Linked DNA regions of Mus musculus: all the other regions are linked to region 3. A link is a loop called in an ENCODE intact Hi-C map of the cell type or tissue named here. Cell type or tissue: heart. All regions are shown on one strand. Region 1 holds the start of Dbi (diazepam binding inhibitor). Region 2 holds the start of Tmem185b (transmembrane protein 185B). Region 3 holds the start of Ptpn4 (protein tyrosine phosphatase, non-receptor type 4). Region 4 holds the start of Tmem177 (transmembrane protein 177). Region 5 overlaps Gm41938 (a long non-coding RNA gene).

What was found. Peaks named below come from ENCODE experiments on the same cell type or tissue, not always from the same donor. Only the 100,000 strongest peaks of a DNase experiment are listed, where the experiment ranks them.
Region 1: a loop joins it to region 3, with 3 times the contacts of the local background. A loop is called at or near these places in 3 of 42 quality-filtered maps.
Region 2: a loop joins it to region 3, with 2.1 times the contacts of the local background. A loop is called at or near these places in 2 of 42 quality-filtered maps.
Region 4: it touches region 3 in a loop (8-fold over the local background); 10 of 42 quality-filtered maps call a loop at or near these places.
Region 5: it touches region 3 in a loop (2.0-fold over the local background); 3 of 42 quality-filtered maps call a loop at or near these places.

The regions. Positions count from the first base shown.
Region 1 is chr1:120,118,693-120,123,692 of GRCm38, reverse strand. It overlaps Dbi (diazepam binding inhibitor), which reads left to right and starts at 2,597. Exons shown (of 4, transcript NM_007830.4): 1 at 2,597-2,748; 2 at 3,681-3,798. The coding sequence starts at 2,740. 3110009E18Rik (RIKEN cDNA 3110009E18 gene) reads right to left here and starts at 2,506. Exons shown (of 6, transcript NM_028439.2): 1 at 2,476-2,506. In heart, a CTCF peak has its summit at 2,239; DNase peaks (open chromatin) are centred at 2,572 and 3,342; H3K4me3 peaks cover 2,465 bases; H3K27ac peaks cover 3,337 bases.
Region 2 is chr1:119,523,209-119,528,208 of GRCm38, reverse strand. It overlaps Tmem185b (transmembrane protein 185B), which reads right to left and starts at 2,055. Exons shown (of 1, transcript NM_146103.2): 1 at 1-2,055. The coding sequence starts at 1,698. The coding sequence ends at 646. In heart, a CTCF peak has its summit at 3,084; DNase peaks (open chromatin) are centred at 2,098 and 3,048; H3K4me3 peaks cover 2,183 bases; H3K27ac peaks cover 1,963 bases.
Region 3 is chr1:119,835,441-119,840,440 of GRCm38, reverse strand. It overlaps Ptpn4 (protein tyrosine phosphatase, non-receptor type 4), which reads left to right and starts at 3,370. Exons shown (of 27, transcript NM_019933.2): 1 at 3,370-3,539. In heart, no CTCF peak of the experiment used is centred here; DNase peaks (open chromatin) are centred at 2,870 and 3,580; H3K4me3 peaks cover 2,766 bases; H3K27ac peaks cover 1,643 bases.
Region 4 is chr1:119,910,330-119,915,329 of GRCm38, reverse strand. It overlaps Tmem177 (transmembrane protein 177), which reads left to right and starts at 2,147. Exons shown (of 2, transcript NM_175106.4): 1 at 2,147-2,197; 2 at 4,176-5,000. The coding sequence starts at 4,383. The region is part of intron 2 of Gm28209 (a long non-coding RNA gene); the gene reads right to left. In heart, no CTCF peak of the experiment used is centred here; a DNase peak (open chromatin) is centred at 2,109; H3K4me3 peaks cover 1,562 bases; H3K27ac peaks cover 1,274 bases.
Region 5 is chr1:120,096,650-120,101,649 of GRCm38, reverse strand. The region is part of intron 1 of Gm41938 (a long non-coding RNA gene); the gene reads right to left. Among named protein-coding and RNA genes, the nearest start is that of Gm41938, 9.0 kb to the right of the region's middle. In heart, CTCF peaks have their summits at 2,896 and 3,102 (motif pointing left); a DNase peak (open chromatin) is centred at 1,969.

The DNA.
Region 1 (5,000 bases), 280 kb before region 3:
CGGCCCAGACAGTCTAGCCTGCTTACTTGGTAAGTTCGAGGACAACGGAGTCACTGTCTCCAAAACAAATGGAAGGCACTCAAGGAATAATAGACCAAGTTTTTCTAAGGCCTCCAAATGCCATCCTAGCTCCCTGGGGAAGAAGCACGAAGGGCAGGCTTAGCAGTGACGTTCCCATAGCTGAGACACCAACAAAGAGTTGCTGAGCAGCAAGGGAAGGAGGCACAAGGTGTGCTGAGAAGCATGGCCTCAGGCTCTCTGACACGGTGCCTGGGAAACTCTACAAGGATACCTTCTTTTGTCCCCTCTGGCTCAAGAGAGCTTAGCTCCCAAGGGTCCACACCCTTCAGCATGTCCCTCACCTCCTTGAAATAATTTTTGTACCCTCATCTGGAACCACTACCTGGAATTAATAAAGTGAGTTATATTCCTACAAGCAACCAACAACTCAACCTGGAACTACATACAGACTGGCATACTACATACATACAGACTACATACAGATAACGGCAACATGCCCACGGATCCACTGACCGCATGGGAGTCCAGTCAAAGCTCTGTGGAGTCACTTCCTCTTTCAGAAGTGACAAAGAAAACATCGACATTTTTTATACTTCACAGGCAATTTCTCCAAACTCACCTCCAACATTTTTGTTACTTTTGCTTTCTAAGCAAAGTGACTTACAAACTAACAAATCTACCTGTGTTCCCTGCAATTAAAGTTCTCCTTCCCAAACACTCCACAAAACATGACCGAAGCTGCTGGTGACATCTGAAGGCTCGGACTTAAGTTTTCTACTTTTGCGGGGCTGGGAATGGAACCCAGGATCTCACATATACTAGGCAGACAGACTCTCTCCAGCACCGAGCAGCAGCCCTAGCCCTGCCTTTGCAAACCACTACAGCTGTGATGAGGGGGCAGGTAGACAGGGTGGCAAACTGTGGCCCAGGCCTCTGGCCACACATTAGGAAGTGAGAAGAGACTATCTCCCTTTTGTAATGACCTCCAGAGAATTTTCTATCACCCCTCTCTTTCACCTTTGTATCCATTGCCAGAAAGTTCTTTCAGCCCTCTAAATCCTCCCGCCCACTTGTGCTGTCGCCCTTCCTCCTTCTCCCATGGAGCCAAGGCCCCTATAGCACCATCACCTCTGTTGAAAAGTCCCCTCCCCACCCCATGACTCCATCAGAATGACTGCCTGCATGCCCAAAATGAACAACCTCTGCCATCACCTATTCAGCTTACTTCGTTCTTACTTCTGCAGCTCTGTCGTGTTTTACTTAGTTGTACTTCCTCATTGCCCCGCTGTAGTCTTTTGTCCCGGGACACATATTCTTGGATTTGAATGCCGTCTAAACTCAACCCTCTGAACCTGCTGTGCACTCCTAAGCATGTTCTCCCTAACACTCTGGGTTTTCTCAATTTCTCTGACCTCCGTGTCTAGCTTAAAAGGCATAACTTAGGCAGAGGCAGGCGGATTTCTGAGTTCGAGACCAGCCAGAGCTATACAGAGAACCCCTGTCTTGAAAAACCAAAAAAAAAAAAAAAAAAAAAAAAGGCAAAACTTTTCCCCAGTCTCCTCTCCCCAGTGGATGTCAACATTTTCAGCTTGTCTGTCCTGTGGGTTTTTTACCTCAAACTTTTAATATAATTGTCCTCAAGCTTCCTTCCGAATCAGTTTTAAATTATTTCACTAATGAGACTAAGAATTCAAAGACCTCAGTGTCCACAGTAACTCCTGCTTACTCCTGCTTCTGCTAGAATGCTCCTTCCGACTTGCAGGACTCGCTCAAACAGCATCTTCTCCCCAACCCCTCTCCACACACATCAGTTATAACTTCCAACTCTTTACTTTTTAAACTAAATCAACTATGAACCCACTATAAGACGCTGCAAAGTAGCAAAGATTCGTCTGTTTGTCCTCTGCTGCGTGTCCAAGGTCTAGGAGTCGGCAAGCATCAGGTCACGTGTTTAAAAACCATTTGAAAAGTTATTCACTTAACCAAGGCTCGATGGGCACCTCTTCTTGTGCAAGTTTGTTATATCACATTGTCTCCGCCTTTATAAAGCACTGATGGAACACAAGACTGCGTTAGGGGTGCAGGACCGACAAGTATGGGCAATGTCAAAGAATATGCCAGAAGTTCAGAAGAAAAGGCCTAGATATGGACTTGGTCCAGCGGGCCACCATTGCGCTGTGCACCGGGGATTCTTCCCTGGATTTTCCGAAAGGGGTCGGGGCATCCCATTTTCTAGTCGGATAATTTACTCAACCAGCGATGCAACTTCCGGCCTCTTTCCAATCCGCATGAGAGTTAAAGGGAAAGAATCATACTGATTTCTGCTCTCCTCCCGCAGCACCCCATTTCACGCGTTCTCAGTGCCTGCTAGCTCCTGCCCAACTGCCCTGACGGAGAATGTCCCGTCCGTCCCTTCCCCCACGGAAAAAAAAAAAAAAACGAAACGCGTCCCACCTGCTCCCAACGTGCCCCGCGGCTCCTCCCCGCGCGTGCGCAATAAACTCCCTCTTGGGTCCGGGAAGGGTTGGAGCGCTCCGCTAGGATGGACACGCCCCCGAAAGCAGATCCGACTTCTGATTGGCTGCTGCCGCTCGCCCGAGCTCAGTTGGAACGCCGGGGTTGTGCTTTTAAAGGCGCTAGCTGGTGCGCTCTGTGACTTGATTGCTGCTGCTTCTGAGCTTGCTCCCGCGCTTTCGGCATCCGTATCACCTCACCAGTATGTCTCAGGTACTGCGTGTGCCCCGCCGGGCTGCGAAGATGCTGTGGGTTTGGGGACAGCCGGGTCTATTTCCTCAGATATCCCGCAGCTCTTCTGGGATCCGAGCCCAGCTCATAGCCTGGGGAGCGGAACTTTTTCCCTTGCAGATATGTAAAACTGCCACCCACGCCGGAACTGCCAGAGAGTTGCCGGTGGGCTGAACTCCTGGGTGAAGCAGGAACAGGGTCCTCGAAAGAAAGATGGGGCGTAAGAGGGAAGGAAGGACAGGGAAGATTGAATCCCACACTGGGAAGAACCGAATGGAATAGAGGGGCACTCATACAGGCCCTGGCTGAAGAGCCTGGAGGTCGGGGAAGGTATTTAGTCTTGTGCCTGGCCTGCCCCTGTACAGAAGAGATGTGAGTAGGTGAGGTGGTCCAGAAGCCTTTTCCTTCCCTCCAGTGGAGACCACTACCGAGGACTGAGCCCTGTAGGGCGATCTCTGACTCCTCCCACTTGCCTCTCCCTAATCTGGGCACTGGGACAGAGGTCAACGCTGAACTCCAGGCCCCTGTAGGAAGGGACCAGCTGGCTCCAGACACTGGATTCCACCGCATTCCTCTCCTGAACTCTGATCGACTGTTTTGATCACACCACGTTTCCCCTTACTGCCCAGTCAATCTCCGCTGATCATAGGTCGGGCTTTACTGGAACCCCAGCAATTGTTGGATCTGGGCCAGTGGTGGCCCAGGCAGTTAGTTGGGCAAGAAAATTTTCAAGGGCGTGCACTTCCACTGTGAGCCAAAACTATTCCCAGCACTTGACACAGTGCTGTAACTGCTTGAGTGGACAGGTGGGCCTTAGGGAATCCTGGCAAGAAGAGGGAATATGGGAGGCATCCCTGGGCCTCTCCCACTCAGGCAACCTACATCTCGTTCCTCTCCCTCTCCCTCACTCTTAGGCTGAATTTGACAAAGCCGCTGAGGAGGTGAAGCGCCTCAAGACTCAGCCAACTGATGAAGAGATGCTGTTCATCTACAGTCACTTCAAACAAGCTACTGTGGGCGATGTAAATACAGGTATGCCCAGCTTCTCATCAGAGCGGGCCAAGTTGGCTCGGCAGCCCGGGAGTCTGAGAACTTCGCCTTCCGACTGCCAGAGGCAGGCTGTGATGACAGAACATTGGTATGGAGACCTTAAGCTGAGAGATTGTCACCTGCAAAGACCATCTCCCTAAACTCTTAGTGACTCTGGGAGCAGAGTCAGTGTGGGTTTACAAGGACTTTACTGATTATCTCAGCATCTACTCTGAAGGCAGCAAAGGCTCCAGCCTTGTTGCTCAGCAGTCGCTTTCTCGAGCCTCCCGTTTCCATCAGATGAACAGGGTCATGGAGTGCTTGGCCTCTTTCCCAAGCCGAATAGATGAGCAGATACATCATATCTGGTACCCTGGGGCAAGGCAGAAGTGCTGCTGGCCCAAGTCTGCCCTATCCAGGTGACTTTTCTCCCTATCCAAAAATCTTGGGCAGATTTTTCTTTTTTGCCAAGTATTGTAGGTTGATGGGCCAGCCTGTCTCTGCCTCTCCAGCACTGTTATAAGCACAGGCTGCTGCGTGGCCTTATATTTGTTTCCCTCCCACATGGGTTCCGGGAGTCAAACTCACACCCTCGTACTTTACTGGCTGGCCTGTCTCTCCAGCCCCTTGGTATAGCTTTTGAAACTATGCTGTGGGTTACCTTAGTCTATGATACTGTCTTTTCTGTGCCTTGAGCAGTGGCTATAGCCTGAGATAGCAACACAGTGTGTTCCAGCAAGGACTCATGACAGCATAGAAGAAAATGTATGCCTCAGTCACCCACCAAGCATGGCCTCCAATTCCACTGGAGCTGGAGTGGCTAGCCAAGCAGGTCAGAGATTTGAGGGCTTATAAACATCCAGGAAGGAGAAGCCAGTGGGAAGGGAACAGAGAGCTGTGGATGCTTTCTGCTAGATAGTATTTTCCCAGAGCCTGGCCTCTAGCCACGCTATTGGTACTTGCTGGAATATAAGCATCAGTAGACTAGCTTGGAATCCACCCTTGCCTGGTCAGGGAACCGGCTTGTTTGTTTGTTTGTTTTTTGCTGTACTGGTTCAATACAACAAAGACTAGCCACAAGTGGTTATATGGGTTTTAGCTGAAAACAGCTAAACCTAAGTAATGCCAAAAGGCCAGTCTGTAGCTATGCAAGCTGTGTTTCAAGGGCTCAGTGGCCACAGGGGGCAAGCGGCTTCTGAATTAGA
Region 2 (5,000 bases), 310 kb after region 3:
ACACAATACATTACTGCCAAGAACTACAATCAACACAGATAACACTGCTAAAACATTCATATAAATACTAATATATGCAGATTCACTCCATTAGAAAATTCATCTATTAGAATACTAGAGACCTGTGTCCGCAAAGCCCACAGAAAACAACTATTTGAACAGTAGGAGCACTAGAAACACCAACAATGAGGTTTAGGGAACAGTGGGAGGGGACAATTTGGTACATTTGCCATTTTGTCACAATGGGTGCAATCTAAAATACAATTTTAGACTAGCAGTGTATAAAAATACTTTTTAAACAATACTTTTGGTAGGCATAAGTAGCACTTTAAAACAAACAGCTATGTAGTTTTCAGGTCTTTTGAAGGCCTAGAAACAATTCGATTTACCACCTTTGGCTAGCTCACAAGATGTGGGCCTGGAAAGCAAGTTCTCTTGCACATTATGTACACATCCCACAGTCCTACAGTTTCCCCCTTCTGCCTACGGCACACAATGACCACTGCAAGAGACTTCTGTCTCAGTGTGGATGTAAAATGAGGGGGACCTGTTTCCAATTCCAGGACTGGATGAACACAAGAAAAAAGCAAAGTGGAATTCAAGGGTATATGGTTCTTATTTCACTGAAAGGCCCAGCCTGTGAGTTTAGTCTGGCATATCAATGTTTAACTTGGGAGGTGGAGGCACATATTTCCCAGGGCTCTGTGTTATAACTACCCGCGCCTTCTTTCCAAACATTGGAGCAATTTTCGGAGCTTCTGACACCGATGCGTCTTCAGCATCTTCACTGTCTTCGTGATGGAGATCGTAAGAGATATTTCCATATTCTCTTAAAAACGGAAAAACTTCTAGTAGAAACTGACAGAAATCCCTGCGAATCCCAAACCACCAATGATTGCCCCCTTTCCGCCTGAACGTTGTAGCCATCAAAGTCAGTAATGAGAGCCAAAGCGGGATGAAAATGGAAATGTAAGAGAACGTATTGTGGTCATCCAGTCTGTGAACTAGCAGGACCTCAAAAATGAGCAGGGGCACGACAATGGTGATCCAGCTGATGGCCATGGTCACATGTGTTCTTCGCTGCTCTGCAACCACATCCAGGGACCGCAGGAATAGGAGGGACCACACGATGTAATAGAGAACTACCAGGCAGAGGAATGACATGAGGATCCACAGGGGCACGAACACCACTAGCCACGGCCAGTGGATAATCCTGTCCAGCCTCAGGGCGATGAAGATGAACTGCAGGATGTTGACAGAGCACAGGATCTCCAGTTCCAAAGACCTGTCGTGTCGGAAGCCCCAGACACAGGCGGCCACGGACACAGGGGAAACGAAGAAGAGTGGCATGAAGACCAGCAGCCAAAAGTGGGTGCCCCTCTCCACCCTGTCGCAGACTAGTATCTCAAACATGAGTAGTAGCAGGTGGATGCCCACGGCGATAAGCATGGCTTTGAATTCCACGCAGGCTTCCCCCTCTGTACGGTAGCGTGGGTTGCGGGCCCACACGCCCGCACCCACCGAGGCGCCCACGATGACCAGGAGCTTCCACAGCCAGATGGGGGCGAAGACTGCCCAGTAGCTCCACTGGATGATGCCGTCCAGGCGCAGGGGCAGCAGCACGGAGAAGAGTAGCAAGCAGGCATAAATGAGGAACTTACTGGGGTTGAAGTCCTGGAACAGGCCCCTGGGGTTCATGGCGAAGGCTGTACTGCCTCTAGATGGGCATCCGCCCGCTGCGTGTTAGAGGCTCCAGACCGCAGCTCCGAGGGGCCGGAACACGTGCGAGCAGTCACGTGGCCCGGCCGGAAGCGAGCCGAGGGCACAGCGTGCGCTGGCCGCGAACGGTACGGTGCCTACGCCGGGGACACTGCCCCAACCCCGTAGCTCAGGCTTCAGTGGATGCTCACGCCGTCTGCCTTCATTTCGCAGCCACGAGGCCGACGCCGCGTTGCGTGCGGAGTCGGATGGGACCTGGCGCGCTGCGGACTCGGCGACCCGCAGACCCGCTGCCTGTGAGCTGGCCGAGACCTTCGGAGGACGCTTCCTGGAGGAGGCCGGAACATGGAGGAGGGAGTGAGCTCACATCCTCCCGGCAGGCTCGGGGGCGGGGCCCGGGACGGGGCGGGGTCGGAGAGCGGTGGGAGCAGAGCTGGGCGGAGGGCAGGGCGAGCCGGTCCCCGCAGGGGTTTGGGGTCTTTCCGAGTGGGGAGGGCAAGAGCAGCGCGTTGTCTGGCCCCGGAGCCTGGGGGTGCACGGGCAAAGGCGGGTGGCGGGCGAGCGAAGGGAGTCTGAGAGCGCGCCGGTAACTGTGACTGCCCAGCACGGATGGAAGGACGCGCGAGGAGCAGTGGCTTTGACCCTGGGTTCGGCGCGAAGGCCGGGGGGGGGGGGGGGTGCAGGCAGTCAACGGGTTAGGGCTCTGCCCAGGGCAAAACTCCACAGAGCCACTAGCGATTCTCAGGCTGCCCCTAAAAGGTGGTGCGGAGCGCCTAGGTGCTTACCAATACTCTTCTGCCCTTTGTCACCTGGTGGAGGGGTACCTGGGAGGGTGCCCCACCAGGCCAGAAACAGCTCCCTGAGGGAGCAAGTGAAGAAACTGGACCCAGAGAAGGCCTGGTTAGCGGCAGAATTAGGGCTTGGATTTAGGGCTCCCAACCTTGAGTCTCATTTTCATTTATCAGACACTGCATGAGTCTGATTCTTTTAGAACTATGTTAGGAAAAGGTGCAAGGGTCAAGAAATTTTGGTTGTACCCCAGACCCTGCCAGCCACCGGCTGAAAAGGGAAGCAAATCCATCCCAACCCACCCCCTCTCTGATAAGCTGCAATGGGTTTGTGGTTTAGATACTATTTTTTTCTGACCTGCTGGGCAGAACTAAAGGGTTCTTTCCTCCCTTCTCTGACCCTTGCTCAGCAGAGCCCTGGTTGCTAGTCCTTGCTTTTCAGCCCCGGGGCCTCGCCCTTCAGGTTCCCTGAAGTGGGATAAAAATGCATGAAAGTCTTAGGCCATTAGAGGAAAATGAGGGGGTGGAAATGGATGGCTGCCAATCTCTGCAGTTGGAGTATAGGGCTCCCAGGGGGAAGCAGAGAACCTTCACGGACGCTACTGCCTCTTCTTTCAGCCCTTCCAGAGAAAAGTGGGGACAGCTGCTAAGCCCCAGGCTTTCCTCATTCATGATGGGCACCAAGGAGTTGCATAAGGGTTGCTGGAGATTAGTGCCAGACGGCAGAGTGCCCCCCAAGCCCAGAAATTGCAACAGGTGAACCAGTGTCCAGGCCCTCTGTTTCTACAGAGCCGATTGGAGTGATGGCCCCTACTGGGCATCAGTTTAGTTTCTTGGCTTTTTTGGTGCTCCTACCGTTTAAAAAGAATGCTGCCGTAGAAAAGGGTCTTTGTGTGTGTGTGGTGTGCATGTGTTTGCACATTCAAGTGTGTGTGTGTGTGTGTGTGTGTGTGTGTGTGCAGATGCACATAGAGGCTTGAAATTCACATCAGGTGTCAACCAGTTTGCCCAGGGGATCTCTTCTCTGCTTCCGAAGGACTGGATTGTAGAGAGCTATCATGCCTGTCTAGCTTTGTATGGATTCTGTACCAAAGTTGAAGACCAAACTGCTCCTCAGACTGCGGGGCAGCTAGATAAGTACTTCATCCACTGAGCCGTTCTTCCCAGCACAGCTACCCTGAAGCTAGCATACAAACTGAATGTTAAAATAGCTCCTGTGCTGGAGTGTGTGGGGTGTAGCACCCCTGGCCACCAACATGGGCCTCCCTATTCTGAGGGTGCGTGGCTTTGGGAGACTGAGCCCAGAGAACAGGAAGTAGTGTATTGTAAAGTTTGGGGAGCCCCTGAGATGTGGCCTGACATAGTGTCCTCCTCTCACCACCCGTGTTGGGCAGCCTCAGTCTCAGCCCTCGGTCTAACCTGAGTTTCTCCTGAACTCACCTAGTCCCCTGCTGACCCCTTGTGTTGGGGGAGAGGATGTGTGTTTATAGGGGACAGAGAGTGTCAGGAGTCCTGATCTGCCAATCTTCACCTTAGTCCCTTGAAACAAAATCTCTCCTGGCCTGGACATAGGTTGGCCAACAAGCTCCAGCGTCCACGTCCCCCCACCCTGTCCTCCAGCACGGGACTTACCGGAAGCCGCTTCAGATGTGACTGCTTGGGATTTGCCCTCAGGTCCTCAAACTCCACTGGACAAATTCTTTCAGCATGGAGCCTTCTTCCCAACCCCCACTCCAGGTGACACCTGGCCACATTTCCAGCCTTTGGCTCAAGCCTGGATCTTTCCAAGGCCTCAGCCCTTGCTGAACGTGCTCTGAGCTAATACTGCAAACCTGGGAAGTTCCTTTTCAGATCCATATAGTTTAGTCGTATCTACTATGTCACAGAGAAGCCATGGTCCATCTGGTTCTTTCTGTCAGCTCCTGTCCCTAAACAGAGCACAGTCCCATCTCTGCCTACAACAGCAGGGTCCAGCTCCCACATCCTTTCTACGTATTGTGGAGGTGGAGGAGGCCCAATGCTGTAGCAAGCTACCAAGGCTGTCCTGTCCTATCTGAGACAGAAACGATAACCTCCTCAAAGTGCAGACAAAGAGAGTCGTGTATAAGAACCTGGTGCTGGGATCCCAGCTGTAGTGGCCATTGTCACCGGCTATCTCTGCATCAATTAGATGCCGCCTCCCACAAGGACAGGTGCCACTGTCCTAGGGCTTCCAGCAGTCCTGCTGCTCTGACCTTGTCATCTATCAGCCTCATGCCCACGCAGGCCTGTGAGGAAACAAAAGTACTAGTGAGGCTGAAGTGACTGTGCCCGCCTGGACTGAGCATCAGCCCTGCCCCACCCACCCAACTGAGCAGCACCCCCACCCTCATCCCAGGACTGAGCATCAGCTCCGCCCCCCCCCCACACACACACAGACTGAGCAGCAGCCCTCCCCACCCCTCCACCCTCCCCCCCCCACACACACACACAGAGCAGCAGGGCGGCCACATA
Region 3 (5,000 bases):
TTTAGGTCAGGGATCAGAAGGAGTGAACTTGACTGGAGTGAACAGAGGTCCTGAATTAAAAACTCCCAGCAACCACATAATGGCTCACAACCATCAGTACAGCTACAGTGTACTCATATACATAAAATAAATAAGTAAATAAATCTTTAAAAAGAAATTTGAGAAGCATGAACATATTTCCCAGTTCATTCTTCATTGAGCAAATATGAAGATGTGGCATGGTCTAAAGTTTTTTTTTTTTTTTTTTTTGAGAGTCTCAAACTCATCACGTAGTGAGAATCACTTCTTTGAATTTCTGATCCTCCTGCTTCAATGTCTTGAGTGCTAGAATTTCACACATGGGTCATTATGTGGGGTCTTATGCTCTCCTAAAGATTTAACCCAGGGTTTGACGCACTTAAAGCAAGCATCCTACTATCTGAGCCACACAGCCTGTAAAGCAACCGTCCCCCTCCACTTCCTCTCTTAGACAATTCCTTGCTCCTTCTTTTTCAGGGATGCAGGAAGGTAGGTGTAAGATGAACATAGAATTTTCTAGGGATGACAGTGAATGCTGGTACGTTAAAGGGCCCATCTCCGTGATTTCCACTATGAAGGCTCTGTTTGGGAAGTTACTCTGTTTACGTGAAATATGCAGAGTAGGCCAACACATAGAGACAGGAAATAGATTATGACTTGGTAAAGGACTGGGGAGGAGAAAATAGAGAATGACCAGCAGGCAGGGGATGTCTTTTGGGCATTAGTGATGATTAGTAGTGACAGTCTTGAGGTAGAGTCAGGGCTGATGGTGGCACAGCTGTGAATGGCTCACCATGCCTGGCTTTTTACATGTGCTCTGGGGAATCCGAACACAGGTCCTTGTGCTTGCTCAGCAAGACGTTTACTGACTGACTTTTCTTGCCAGACTCTACTTCAGGTATTTTCTTGAAACCCTACTCACCTGTGATTCAAAGGTTTTGTTCTTTCCCTGCCTTTATTTCCCCCTGCTAGGCAATGTCCTCAGGCATTCTGAGGGCTGCAGAGATGACTAAGAGGCTTTGCCTTAGGTAATAGCAGTGATCAAATCACGGACTATCAGCAATACCCACACAGGGCTGAGGATTGTGTAGTAAGACGAACATTGTGAAAAGCACTAAAGGGATGTTTAAACCTAGAGCCATCTGTGTTGCAGAAGGAAGAAATCATTACTTGGTGCTTGACTCTGGCGAATTCTCTTTGAACTTTTGTTCAAGGACGAATGAATGCTGACCCAGGTGAGATAAGAAGCATTTTAGCAATGCCACAAACAAAGGATTTCAAAACGGAGAGCTGGAGGAAAGAATACAGACTTAGGGAAGAACGAGTGAGCACCGCCTGGAGCTGTCCTGTCTCACTTGGGTTCTGAGACAGGGTATCATGGAGCACAGGCTGGCCTGAGACTTTCTGTGTAGTTAAGGATGTTCTTGAACTCTTAATCCTCCTGCCTCAGCCTCCTATGTGGTCAAGTGTCCATCACCAGCTGGACAAGAAAGAGTAGGAGCAGAATGAGAATGAGAAGAAATTAATTTAAATTATTGTCTTCCACAGTTTTGAACAGATTTTCCTTATCGGTAAAATCATTTTGTCAACATGGAGAAAAGCAGCTTTGTAGCATGTGGGTGTTGGGCACTGAGGACCTTGTACATATACTGGGCAAGTGCTCTCTCCTGAGGCCTTTGAACAAACCAACTATTTATATATCTATCTATTTATCTATTTTGGTTTTTCAAGACAAGGCTTCTCTGTCTAGCCTTGGCTGTCCTGGAACTTGCTCTGTATATCAAGTTGGCCTGGAACTCACAGAAATCCACCTTCCCCTGCCTCCCAAATGGCAGAATTAAAGGCATTCATCACTACCACCAGGAAAAACATTTTTTATAAATAAGGTCTCTAGTGACAGAGATTGAGATTAAGATCTAACAAGAACCCTGGCCACAGAAAAGGGCACCCCCCCCACCCCCAAGTGGGTAAAAACGTCAAGGACTTTTGAGGTGGGTCAAAGGATAAAGGAAAGGAATTGGCTGCCAAGTCTGGCTCAATCCTTGCGACCCACATAGGATTACCAACTCTCAAACCTTGTCCTCTGATAGACAGACAGACACACAGACAGATGGACACACATATTTTAGGTGTATACAAAATAAAGAAATGTAAAACAAACAAACAAACAAACAAAAACGAAAAACAAGCAAAGAGGAAATGTGAGGGTCCTCCCAACTTACCCTTCCTTCATTTGATCCTAGTTGAGGTCACCTATTCTATAGGAATGTTCTATCATCATCAAGTTTGTATTACCCAGAAAATATTAAGGGTATACCCTCCTCAAGGTCATGGCATGATAATACCAACCCTCATTCTTAAAATGATTGAACGACTTTGATTTAAAAAGCAGTGTTCCTTGCACACAGAAAGCACCTATCCTTTGTTTTATCCATGAAACGTCTTTTGCTTAGGCTTTGTTTTCAAGGGCCTTATGTTTAGGAGAACTGATTGAAAACTGCACTTCAAAGCCTATACCCTCTATTAGCACTTAGTTGGGACAACCTGATGCCAGGAGGTCGAGTTTCCCCACTCTGTGCTATTGCCCCTCTTTTGTGTCCCTAGAGTCCGTCAGTAAGTACATCTTAGAAGAGGGAGGAGGGGCAGAACTGACAGTCAAGGAACCAATCGCTGCCTGGCGATGGGGTGTGGACACAGAGCCACGCCCTCCCCTCCCAACCCGCTAAATCCCGTCTCTCTCGCACCTGTGAGTACCAGTGCTTCTAGGCAGGCGCCCGCGCTCCGAAACCGGGTAGGAGGCGGGAAGGAGGCGGAGCAGAGGGCGTGGCTTCACCTCTCGCGAGACCGCCTCCTGTTGCCGAGGCCGCCGTTCCGGGGCTCTGACTGGTCGGGGGCTGCGCAGCCGCCATGTTCGGTTGCTATGCTGCGGCCTCGGAGACGGGGTGTGCTTGAGAGAGGAGGAGGAGACGGAGGAGGCGGTGGAGGCGAGGGAGGAGGAGGAAGGAGAGGAGGAGGAGAAGGAGGAGGAGGGTGACCGAGGCTCTCCTTTGCACTCTCACACAGAGCCGCCTCCCTGGAGTCACCCGCCGCTTCACGCCGCGCGCGCTTCCCTGCTCCGCGGACGCGACATTGTTCTTTTAAGACTCCCGGGAGCTGTCAGAAATCGGGGCTCCGGGACTTGAAAGAGACTTGACTTCGGCCCGCAGCTTGCGGGGACCGCGGCACTTTCGGGGCGCGTGTGAAGGGATTAGCTCATCTCGCCGCGAGGTGCGAGCGCGCGCCTCCCCGCGCACGCCAGCCCCGCCGCAGCCCCGCAGGATGACGGGGTGCAGGCGGCCCGCGGCCGTGGCGCGGCCGCTGTGGCGGCGGCTGTTCTCGGGACGCTGAGGGCGAGCACCTCGACGCGGACCACGCGCTTCTTTCACCCGGCCGCGAGCCCGGGGCCTCCTGCCTTTTTGTATTTGGATTCCCCCCCCCCCCCCCCTTTCTCCAGCCGGGAGGACGCGGCTGTGATAACGAAGGTAAGAGAGGCGCTTGGGGCGGTCCTTCGCTCGGCCTGTTTGGGCCCCCTTTGCAGGTCGTGGGCGCGCACCTGAAGCTCGCCGAGCCGGGCGGCCAGACTACCCGATCGACTTCCCTTTTCTTAGTGGGTCGGAGCACTCGAATCTTCCTGGGGTTTATAGTTGAAATCTGCTAGGGATGAGTGCACGGGAGAAGGGGTGGAATAGATGCGGAGATGAAATGTTCCTAAACTCAAGGTAAGGCTGGAGAATCTTCAGTATTTCATTTGTGGGATTCTTTTTTCTAATTGTTAATGTTAGGTTAATTGACTCATATAAGCATCTTTATTTTTTTTCCGCACGCGGTAGGAACACACGCTATCTTCCATTGAACTTGAAAGTCTCTTGTGACTTGCTAGTATTATACTTGCTTTTAGGAATCAGTAGTTGGGCCCAAAAAGTTGAGATGTAGAACATCTGAACTTAGATTTTTCATGCTGCTTTGGAATCGTCCCTACCTTCATGATGTTTAGATTCAGCGTGAGTATGTAGTCAAGAACAGATCGGTGTTTGTGGGGTTTTGTAAAATGTTAAGCACAGTCATTTGTGGCTTTCTGGCTTTACATTTTTGTTTCGGTGTCAATGTTTGTTTTATAGTTACTTACAGGAAAAATGGAGCGTATGATTATCCTTTGTGGACAGGAACTGTGCTTACCAAAGCGTAGACACCTCAATTGTCCCAGGACGATTTCTGGAAATCAGTTCAATCAGAGATTCAAGAAAAGCTAGATGTGTGTGTGTGTGTGTGTGTGTGTGTGTGTGTGTGTGTGTGTGTGTAGGTAGTTAAATGCATGTATGGATGCATTTGCTGGGGTTTCTAAAGTAATGGAACAATTTACAGTTTCAATGATAATCCATATCGATGTTTCCCTGAAACTTATGTCAGAGACTTTATGTTTGGCTTTGCATCACAGAGTGACATCAGTGTGGACAAGGACTACGTAGGGGGTTTTAAAAACTGCCTGTTCCAGGAGGACTAGTCATACCTAACTTTTGGAATAAGCAATTCAAGAAATACTGAGTGTGTGACCAGATCTTGGGTCCAGATGAAATAACACAGTTATTTGGTCACATTTAAAAGATGGCTGTGGAGGAAAAACAAGAAAAGCTAATGTATCTGACTTGTAAAGTCAGACTAGAAGACTGGAAGGGCAAATATGGCAGCCTTTTGAGAACCCTGGGTTTGTGAACAAACATAAGTGTGTCAAAGGGGAAAACTTGTTTTCCAAAACGGGAGGGATGACCTTAAACAATTATTCAGAGTACCTAGTAGACTATAACCTAGATATATTATTTAAATCTTGAATTTGAGGATTACAAATTTAATACTCTTTTAAAGAAAAAGCCAGTTTACAAGGAGAAGCTTATGAGCTGTCTAGAACCATTTTATTCACTCATACGATCAGTCATGCCACCTTTTTT
Region 4 (5,000 bases), 75 kb before region 3:
ATTGACCAGTCCAATGCATCTGGCCAGGAGTCACAGCTGCTGTTATGGCTCCGACTTTACCCCTTACTGTAGAGATGCAACAAAGAGCACAGTAGTCTTGATATCTGGACCACCAGCTAGTCAATGACCACCATAATCTTTACACCCTGTTTCTCGGACTTAACTGGCCATCCATTGTTCCACATACCTCATATTGATGGGCTGTTTGTTAGTCCCTTCCACAGCTAACATCATGCCTAACATGACCACAACAACAGTCTGGTCTAAGGAAGAGCTCTCTCCCTCCCCCGGGCCATAGCTAAGGGTGGTAAGAGCTTCACCGAGACCCAGGAGTTCAGTTCTTAATGCTGAAAAAGCAAAGCACTCAGCCTGGGGCATTGGTGTTTTCCTGGCTCTGGATTAAGACTCAGGTCAGAACTTTTGCATTGATCCTCTTGCTCTGGGGGCTTCAGGGTTTGACCAGTGCTAGGCCGTAAGCAATCCTGGCTGTTCAACTATCTGAGAGTAGAGCTTGGGTCTTTGGCCTTCTTAGTTGTATGGACTATTGAGATCTGCCTGTCTCTGCCTCCCAAGTGTTGGGGTTAAAGATCCGGGCCCCCATGGCCATGGAACCAATGCTTTTTATTAAACTTCTTCGCACATACTCTCACACTCCAGGTTCTCGTTCCCTGGAGAATCTGAGTAATACTGGGGGTAAGTGTGTTTTAAAGGACCAACTAAGCTGGGGAGGGGGTGGTGGCTGGTGGTGGCTGTGGTGTGGGCCTTTAATCCCAGCACCCAGGATGTAGAGGCAGGTGGACCTCTGAGTTTGAGGTCAGACTGGTCTACAGAATGAGTTCCAGGACAGCCACAGCTACATAGAGAAATCATATCTTAAAAACCAAACCAAACCAAACCAAAACATCAACTAAGTTCACCCAAAGTGTGGTTTGAGATGTCTCAGGAAATTTGATTTTCAAAACAAAAAAGGAAATTGTGAGATATAAATAAGGAAGATAATCTGTAAGGTGTGTGGATTAATTGAAAGTTGACTATAAACCAAGTAGAATAATATCTTTATACAGAAATTCCTGGATGTATTAAGGTAATATTTGTAAACAGACTTTATGCTTAAAGATATGAGATAGCTCTAACCTACTGAATAGTAATGAAAACACTAGCAATGGTGAGTATTATTTTAACACCCAAAGCCCCTGGGCACTGTTTTTTTAGAAAACTCCTCAGACTATTAATGAGATGGCTGAAGTGGTAAAGTGACTGCCACAAAAGCATGCAGACTTGAGCTCAGTCCTCAGCAGCCACATAAAAACAAACAAAACCAAAAACCTGGCTGTTAATGGTGTATGATTGTAATCCCAGCCCTGGGGAGACAGAAGCAGGCAGACCCCTGGGGCTCACTTGATCAGGCTGGCTACCTTAATTGCTGAACCCCAGATGCCAGTGAGATAACCCTATCTCCAAAAACGGGTCAGCTGTCTCCTGAGGAGCAACATCCAAGTTCACCTATAAATGAATGAGCGCACATTTGTGTATCCACGCATCTACCATTTGTTGGGTGTGCCTTCTAGTAAGTACTTATTACTTAACTCTAATATGGTCTACACCACACTTCTTTTCTTGTATTGTTTTGTTTTGTTTTTCGAGACAGGGTTTCTCTGTATAGCCCTGGCTGTCCTGGAACTCACTTTGTAGACCAGGCTGGCCTCAAACTCAGAAATCCGCCTGCCTCTGCCTCCGGAGTGCTGGAATTAAAGGCGTGTGCCACCACACCCGGCTTTAGACCACAATTCTTGCTGGTCTCACAAGGTCACTTGACCTTCGGAATGCAGCGGTCACTGGCAGCAATTCCAGACCTTTCTGTCCTCGCTTTTCTCATTAAGCTTAGCTCTCCTCCCAGCGTACTGCACAGATACCTATTCGGCGCTACAGAAATCCGGGCCAGCAGGTCTCTATCTTGGCTCCGAAGGGCGCCGCGACACGGCTGAATTGGATAACAAAGTCCTCAAACTGCTCCACCTCGCCCTGAATAAGACCTTAGAGAGCAGACCTCAGGACCAGAACAGAAGCGCTGCTCCAAGCCCCGCCCACAACGCCCGTTCCGCCCACAAAGGCCCCGCCCACAAAGGCCCCCAGACCGGCGTGCTTTGCGCCTGCTCAGTCCGGCGCGGGAGCGGCGTGTTCTAAGGTTGCTACCGAGGTAAGCTCTCCTCTTGGCTGTGAGTTCTCTTATGTCCAGCTTCCGGGTTCAGTCATGTTCCGGTTGTTGGAAGCAGCCCGGTATGTGTCAGGGCGGAATCACATTGAGAGCTCTTCTAAAGCCAGAGCCTACACCTGCTTCTAGGCCAACTGCGAGACTCAGAGGCCGACCCGGGAGAGGTTGTTTTTGTTTTTGTTTTTTGTTTTTTTTTTTGTTCCCTTCCAAGGACCCTGTCTTTTCTAGCCTCAGTTTCCTCTTGGAAAGAATGAGTTAAATGAGTGATACAGAACCCTACGTTTTGTTTACAGTAGTACATTGCTAATCAAACGCTTCGCGGAGATAGGAATAAAGTGAAATTTCATCCAAAGAGAAATAACAGTCATAGTGACATAATCACAGACGAAATAAGGTGCCCAGAATATTCAAAAGTGCGCCTGTGAGACTTTGTCTCAAAAAAAAAACCACCACCAATTAACTTTAAAAACAATATTAACTTTGCTAATGAGTGAGGTGGATGGTCTGTTTGGTCTGTTTGTGTATATATAATAGATAACATTTTTAAGGTGAACAGCTTGCTATGAATCTCTAACGGCCCGTGATCAAATACCGAACCTTTGCTATCAGTGGTTAGCCTGCCAAGAAAAGTGTCTCATGAGGAATGACCTGAACAACAGGAGTTTATTTTTTCTTAGTTCCAGAGCTGGAGGTCCAAGACTCAGGTGTGGCCAAGCTAGGCTCCCTGGGTATTTCAGCAAGGCTAACAAATGGCCATCTTACCCCTGGATCTTCATGTGGTATTTTTTCTGTATGTGTCCGGATCTGAGCTCGAAAGCAGTGAGATCTGAGTATTGCTATCCCACGAACCTTCCGTTTCTATTTCAATGATAGGCCGAAGCTCCAAATACAGCCACCTCGTAAGATAATGGAAATGTGGCTCAACCATGGGAGCTTGGTGGAAGTAGGGACACTAGGCAGCATGTGACACTGCCACTTGTGGTTTTGGCCAATAAACCTGTCCAGCTGCATCCCTTTTCACAGCTGGAAATAAACTGTTGTGGTATGGGCTCTGAAGTATGATTTTTTTTTTCTTAGACTGACTGAATCCAGTGAATTCTCTGTGTCCTCAGACTCTATATTTGGTGATACCACCAGCTACATATCAAAAAATGTTTTGGAAGGAAAATTTGTATCTGTACTGAACATGGCTTTATTTTCTGGCCTTTAATTCCTAAGCAATATAGCATCACAAATTACAAATGTAGTGTTTGCATTGTAATAGGTTCTGTAATAACAAATACTAAGCCTTTTTGTAAGAGATGAGCATGTGAGGATCTTGGAATGTTTGTATCTTGAATCTAATCCTCTAAGGATATGCACATATAGTATTTATGTATAAATGTGTGCGTTTAAATATTCCCTGTGTTTATTAGTGTTACATGTATTTCCTAGTACAGTTGGCTGTCTGTGTCCATGCATATTCAATCAGCCAAGAACTGAAAATATGCAAGCAAAACTGTGTCTGCTGAGCAGGCAGACATTTTAGTCGTAGTCTAGCTCTATATGTAGTCTTGTGTTGTAGTGGGTATTATAAGTAGTATGGAGATAACTTAAAGTATGTGAGAGGTGGGTATATATATATATATATTTTATGAGAGCTCATATGCAAATGCTATGCTATTTATATAAAGCAACTGATGGTCTTTGATTTTTGGTATCTGTGGGGATCCTGGAAGTAAACCCTTGTAGCCACTGAGGGACAGCTGTATACGCAGTGCTCTCAGAACTGTGTCTAGCATACAGTAGGTGATTAAACATGTGAATCCTAAGTCAGTTAGAGAGTCACTCTAGGATGAGTGGTGGTTGGAGAGAGGCTGTCGAATACTTAGTGCTGTGTCTAGCCATGGCAATACAGCCATTGCCAGAGGATGTCCACCACTGTGAGACACTGAAATGTCCTCTCTGTATTTACCCATCACAGTTGCTCTACACCTGGCTGCCAATGGGAAAGCTGATTCTGTGAAGCCTGAGGTGTCGGACTCTGGATGGAACCCGTACTCTCAGCCACAATGCAGTGTCACTTCAGTTAGGAACATTGTGGCCCCGGAGGTTGTTTAGCCCACAACCTGACAGAACCATCGGCTGACTTCTCTTCTTCTTGGCCAGTCTATCAGCAGAGGCAGTACTCATGGCTGGTCCTCTGTGGAGGGCTGCAGCCTTTATACAGAGACACAGAACAAGCCTATTGGTGGGTTCCTGTGCAGGCCTGTTTGGGGTTCAAATCTCATTTCACCTCTTCCCAGATCCCATAGTCCAGTGGCTCTACCAGTACTGGCCTCAGGGCCAACCAGCTCCTCTTTCCCCTCATCTGTGGAGCCTCTTCCAAGAGGTGCTAAAGGACATAGGTGTCCCTTCGGGTCACTGCTACAAGCCTTTTACCGCCTTCACTTTTCAGCCTGTGAGTGCTGGATTCCCACGGTTGCCTGCTGGGGCTGTGGTGGGAATCCCTGCCATCTTCCTGGGTGGCCCTGTGACCAACATTGAACACTCTGTGATCATACATGGGCAAAGAGTGGATTGGCAAAGCCCAGCAGGCACCAGGCTGAGAGATGCCCTGACCATGTCTCATAATGCCCAGAAGTTTGCCTTGGCCAAGGAGGTGGTATACCTGGAGAGTGGTGTGGCTGCCCTACAGACCCTGCCAGCCCCAGCTTGCCTAGCAGGAACATGGGCAATAAGTGTGGGTGCCAAGCATGCCCTGGGGCTCTACGGAGGCCCCATGAGCTTGCGAACTGCCTTTAACTTG
Region 5 (5,000 bases), 260 kb before region 3:
CACCACACAGCTTATAAGTCTATCTATCACCAAGGGAAACCAGGAGCTTGAGTCAGAAACATATGCAGAGTGTGGAGGGATGCTGCTTCCTGGCAGACTTGCTCCTGTTGGCTTGCTCAGCCTGTTTTCTTATTTCACCCAGGACGACCAGCCCATAGGCAGCATTGCCACACTGAGTTGGGCCCTCCCACAGCATCATTAATCAAGAAAAATGTACCATAGCTTGCCCACAGGCCAATCTGATGGGTGCACTTTCTCAACTGACCTTCTCTCTTCCAAAGAGACAATAGCTGGAATCAAGTTGCCATAAAATTAGTCACCACACCCACACTAGGATTACAAGCTTGTGCCACCATTTCCTGCTTCAAAAATTTTTTTAATTAGTTTTATTTTTTTACGTGTGTGTTTTGGTTGCGTGTATGTGTGTCAAATGTCTGCATGCCTGGTGCCCACAGAGGCTAGCTGAGGGCATTGGGCACCCCTAGAACTAGAGTTACAGATGTTTTGTGAGCTGCCGTGTAGGTGCTGGGAGTTGAATCTGGTCCTCTGGAAGATCTCCCAATACTCTTAATGCAGAAGTACCTCTATAGTACACTCCCCAACCCTTGATTGGAGAAATGCCAAAGTCACATTATAGGACAGGCCTATGTGATAGGGGACCTGCTGCCACCTTTTTTTTTTGAAAATATAAGCTGTCTGAGACCCACAACATTCTTCATGAGAAAGGCTCCGATCAGACTGCCCTTTTGACATAACCACACTGAACTTCTGGTTGCTTGTACCACCATGAGGTGGATTCCTGTCATCTCCTGTCTGTGGTACAGGATGCATTTCACGAGTCTTGCAAGGTGGCTGGTAATGTGTGTGCAGTTTCCATCACAACAGCCAGGAATGAAGACTCCATAAAGAGTAGTCTGTGTGCCCCGCCCCTTCCGGTGACCCTTCACTTCCCTGGTTGTAGAAACTCACTGTTCTTGCCATCTGTGTTGCAATAAAGCAGTGGCAGCAACCTTTGCCACTTGGGCAGCTCAGAGCCTCGCAATGACCCTCTGTTGTTTTATAGTGTTTGCTCCAGCCTGCTGTGGACAGAACTCCGCTCAAGCCCTTGCCAACCTTTAGCATTTCTGTCAGGAGGACTCTAGACTGGGACCTGTTTGTTGTCGTCATCATTGTTGTTGTTGTTGTTGTTAATAAACAACAGGATTATTGCAAATGGATTTCTTGTTTGTTTGGGGTTTTGAGACAGAGCCTGGCGTAGCCCAGGCTGGCCTCCAACTCAGGATGAGGGTGATAATGACTTTGAATTTTACTGTATTAAATGTTAACATGTCTTTGCTCACTTGAGTATCATTTTAAGAATGGTTTTATTTTCATAATGTAGAAGACAAGATTAATATTTTGCTACTTCAGTGAAAATAAAAGTTTGACAGTGGCCTTCTTCATGGACTCCCTCTCAATCCTTCTCCCTCAGAGCTGAACGCCGCCTTCCTGTTAGACTTCAGGACTCTCCCTTCAGACTCTTGGGTCCAGCCCTGCTCTCAAAGTCTAACTGTGCCCAGGAGCAGCAAGCAAGATGTTTTCCCATCCCCAAGATCGTGTGTGTGTGTGTGTGTGTGTGTGTGTGTGTGTATGTGTGTGTGTGTGTGTGTGTGTGTGTGTGTGTGTGAAGAGAGAGAGAGTGTGTGTGTGTAGGCAGAGATGGAGAGAGAGAGAGAAAGAGAGTGTGTGTGTGTGTGTAGAGAGAGAGAGAGTGTGTGTGTGTGTGTGTGTGTGTGTGTGTGTGTGTGGAGAGAGAGAGAGAGAGAAAGGGAAAGAGAGAGAGAGTTACCAAGCACCCTCTGGGGCCGGTGAGAGTGGGCGTTCCTACCCACTCAGGGCCGGATGTGGCAGTCAGTGAACCAAAATAAATGGTCAGTGTTAGAGGAAGCAGGCCTTCAGGGCACACCACCAGGACTCAGGACTCAGATGCTTAGAAAGGAACTGGAAGGGCTCGTGTGTGCAGACTGTGAGTCATCTGGGAACATCTTCAGAGCTCTGAGGAGAGGAAGCTATGCTCCAGTGGAGAGCCACAAGGGGTCTGAGGAACTGGGCATAAAGCCTTGTTCCAGCTGTTCCACACTTTGTCTCTGATCAGTGGGGTCCCCTTGTGAGCCGGGGTTACCAACGTGAACCACCACTGCAGTGACACTCACAGAATTTGGGTCTCTAGAGAGCCCTGGCTGTCCTGGAACTTGCTCTGTAGACCAGGTTGGCCTTGAACTCAGAGATCCACTTGCATCTGCCTCCTGAGTGCTGGGATTAAAGGTGTGTGCACCCTACCCCCAAGGCTCACACACAACTTAACATGGGCTCTGAAGGCTCCAACTCAGGTCCTCTGGCAAGACACTTCACCAGCAGAGCCATGTCCCCAGCCCTAATTGAGACCGTTTTATTATAAAATGTTTCAAATGCCCAGAAAAGTAGTAGTAACTCTGCAGTGAGCAGCCATGTGTCCACTCCGTGGATTCTTATCTTTTCAACCCAGGTGTGTCATCATCTACCAAACTCTTATCTGTCCCGCTGTCGTTCCAGCAAGCTGAAGGTACTTTCATGCTTTTCAAAGCAATCAGTGCACATCGACACACTTTCCCATTGTCTTAAGCATGTGAATCGTTAATTAGTGCTATATGTGCATACACATTGTATCTGAGGGATAAAATGTATATACAACATGTTGAAGGCTTGGTCAACACACGGCGCTATTAGGAAGCGGTGGAGCCTTAGGGATTGGGACCTCACAGAAGGATATTAGGCCATTTGGGACTGTGCCTCTGACGAGGCTATTGAGATTCCCAGCTCCATTCCCCTCTTCTCTTCTCTCCTCTTCAGCTCTCTTTCCTCTCCTCCGCTATGATGTGTCCCCAAAAGAAACAGGATCAAATCACTATGAATGGAAACGTCTGGAACTGTGAGCCAAAGTCCCTCTGGTTGTGGCAGTGAGAGTAGAGAAAGCAGGAGCCAGAGGAAGACAACCATTGAAACTTTACTTTCAAGGGAGTCTGTAATAACTTTTATCCTCTTTGATTATAAATACAAAAACTTTTAAAGGGAGCACCGGCGCGCCCTCTGGAGGTCAGATGGAGAACTACAACACCATCTAAAGATTCCTGTGCAGTTCGAACTTGCTCAATCCTGTAGCCAGGCTAAAGTACAGAAGCTCTTCTTTTACCAGCTGAAAAAGGGGCTGTGAGGACAAATTCCTGCTGCGTCCTTGGCTTTTCAGGAAAATTTCGTTAAAAAAAAGATTGATTGATTGATTGATTGATTGATTTTATGTATATTAGTACACTGTAGCTGTGCAGATGGTTGTGAGCCTTCATGTGGTTGTTGGGAATTGAATTTTTAGGATCTCTGCTCATTCCAATTAGCCCTGCTCACTCCGATTAACTCTGCTTTCTCAGGCCCAAAGATTTATTTATTATTATACATAAGTAGACTGTAGCTGTCTTCAGACGTGCCAGAAGAGGACAGCAGATCTCATTACAGGTGTTTGTGAGCCACGATGTGATTGCTGGGATTTGAACTCAGGACCTTCGGAAGAGCAGTCAGTGCTCTTACCCACTGAGCCATCTCTCCAGGCCCTTTTCAGGGAAAATCTTAATCTGAGACTCCATCACCTGGCTGATGGGAGACCCAAAGAATCTGTTTCTCTGGGTCACCTCCTTCTGCTCCACCCCAACTCTGCACCAAGCTTTGACATTCTTGAGGACGGGCCCCAACTGTCCCTCATCCAAAGATCCTTCTCCTACCCAAGCACTGTGGGTGTTACAGCTCTGAGGGGAAAGTTTTCAGCTCTAACCAGAAATCCCCAATGTACGTGTGTCAGCTCGGAGAGTAAAAGTTTCCCTCATAAGAGTATTACAGTTCTGAGCGAGAAAATGTTCTCAATGCAAATATTACAGCTCTGAAGGGAAAGATATCCTGGCAGTCAGAAGCCAAGGAATACCACAAAGTCACCCCACACAACAAGCCTCACACAAGAGACTTATTGGGAGGGGAAATCTAGGAGGATGGCTGCCTCTGCTCATTGAGAAGCAGCAAAGAACTAAGCAGGAGGAAGACTTTAGATACGGTTTCTTTGGGGATAGAGCTTTCTAGGGTGGCTTGGAATTGGTGGGATTTTGTGGCCTGGTTCCGCACCCCCACCCCCATAGGGTAGAGCTGGCCACTGCAGCAGTTACAGTGGCTGACATGCGCCCCCATGGACACTTTTCTATTACTGAGATCTGCATACCAAGGTGCAATTAGCAAAGAAGACCACTTTCTCTTTAAGGAACCAGCCAGCTTGAGGCCCTTGGAAACAGCAACCTAGTCCTGTACCTTCAGTCATCAGACTTAGATCCCTAGGAAATATATGTTTGATGGATGGGTGGATGGATGGATGGATGGATGAGTGGATGGATGGATGGATGGATGGATGAGTGGATGGATGGATGGATGGGTGGATGGATGGATGGGTGGATAGGTGGATTCGTGAAAGGATGAATGAATATAAAATTTTAACCTCTGTTTGTTGTTGTTGTTGGTTTTTGTTTTTGTTTTTTTTCAAGACAGGGTTGCTCTGTATAGCCAAAACTCAGAAATCCGCCTGCCTCTGCCTCCCGAGTGCTGGGATTAAAGGTGTGTGCCACCACGCCCAGCTTTCTTAGACGCGTTCGCGACCGGCCAGGAAGAACACAACAAACCGGAATCTTCTGCGGCAAAGCTTTATTGCTTACATCTTCAGGAGCCAGAGAGCAAGAGAGCAAGAGAGCAAGAGTGCAAGAGAGCAAGAGCAAGAGAGAGCAAGAAAGCAAGAAAAAGAACAAGAAAGCAAGAGTGCAAGAGCAAGAGAGAGAAAAAGAACAAGAACAAGAAAGCAAGAAAAAGAACAAGAACAAGAAAGCAAGAGAGAGCAAGAAAGCAAGAAAAAGAACAAGAACAAGAAAGCAAGAGAAAGAATGGCAAAATCCCGTCCCTTT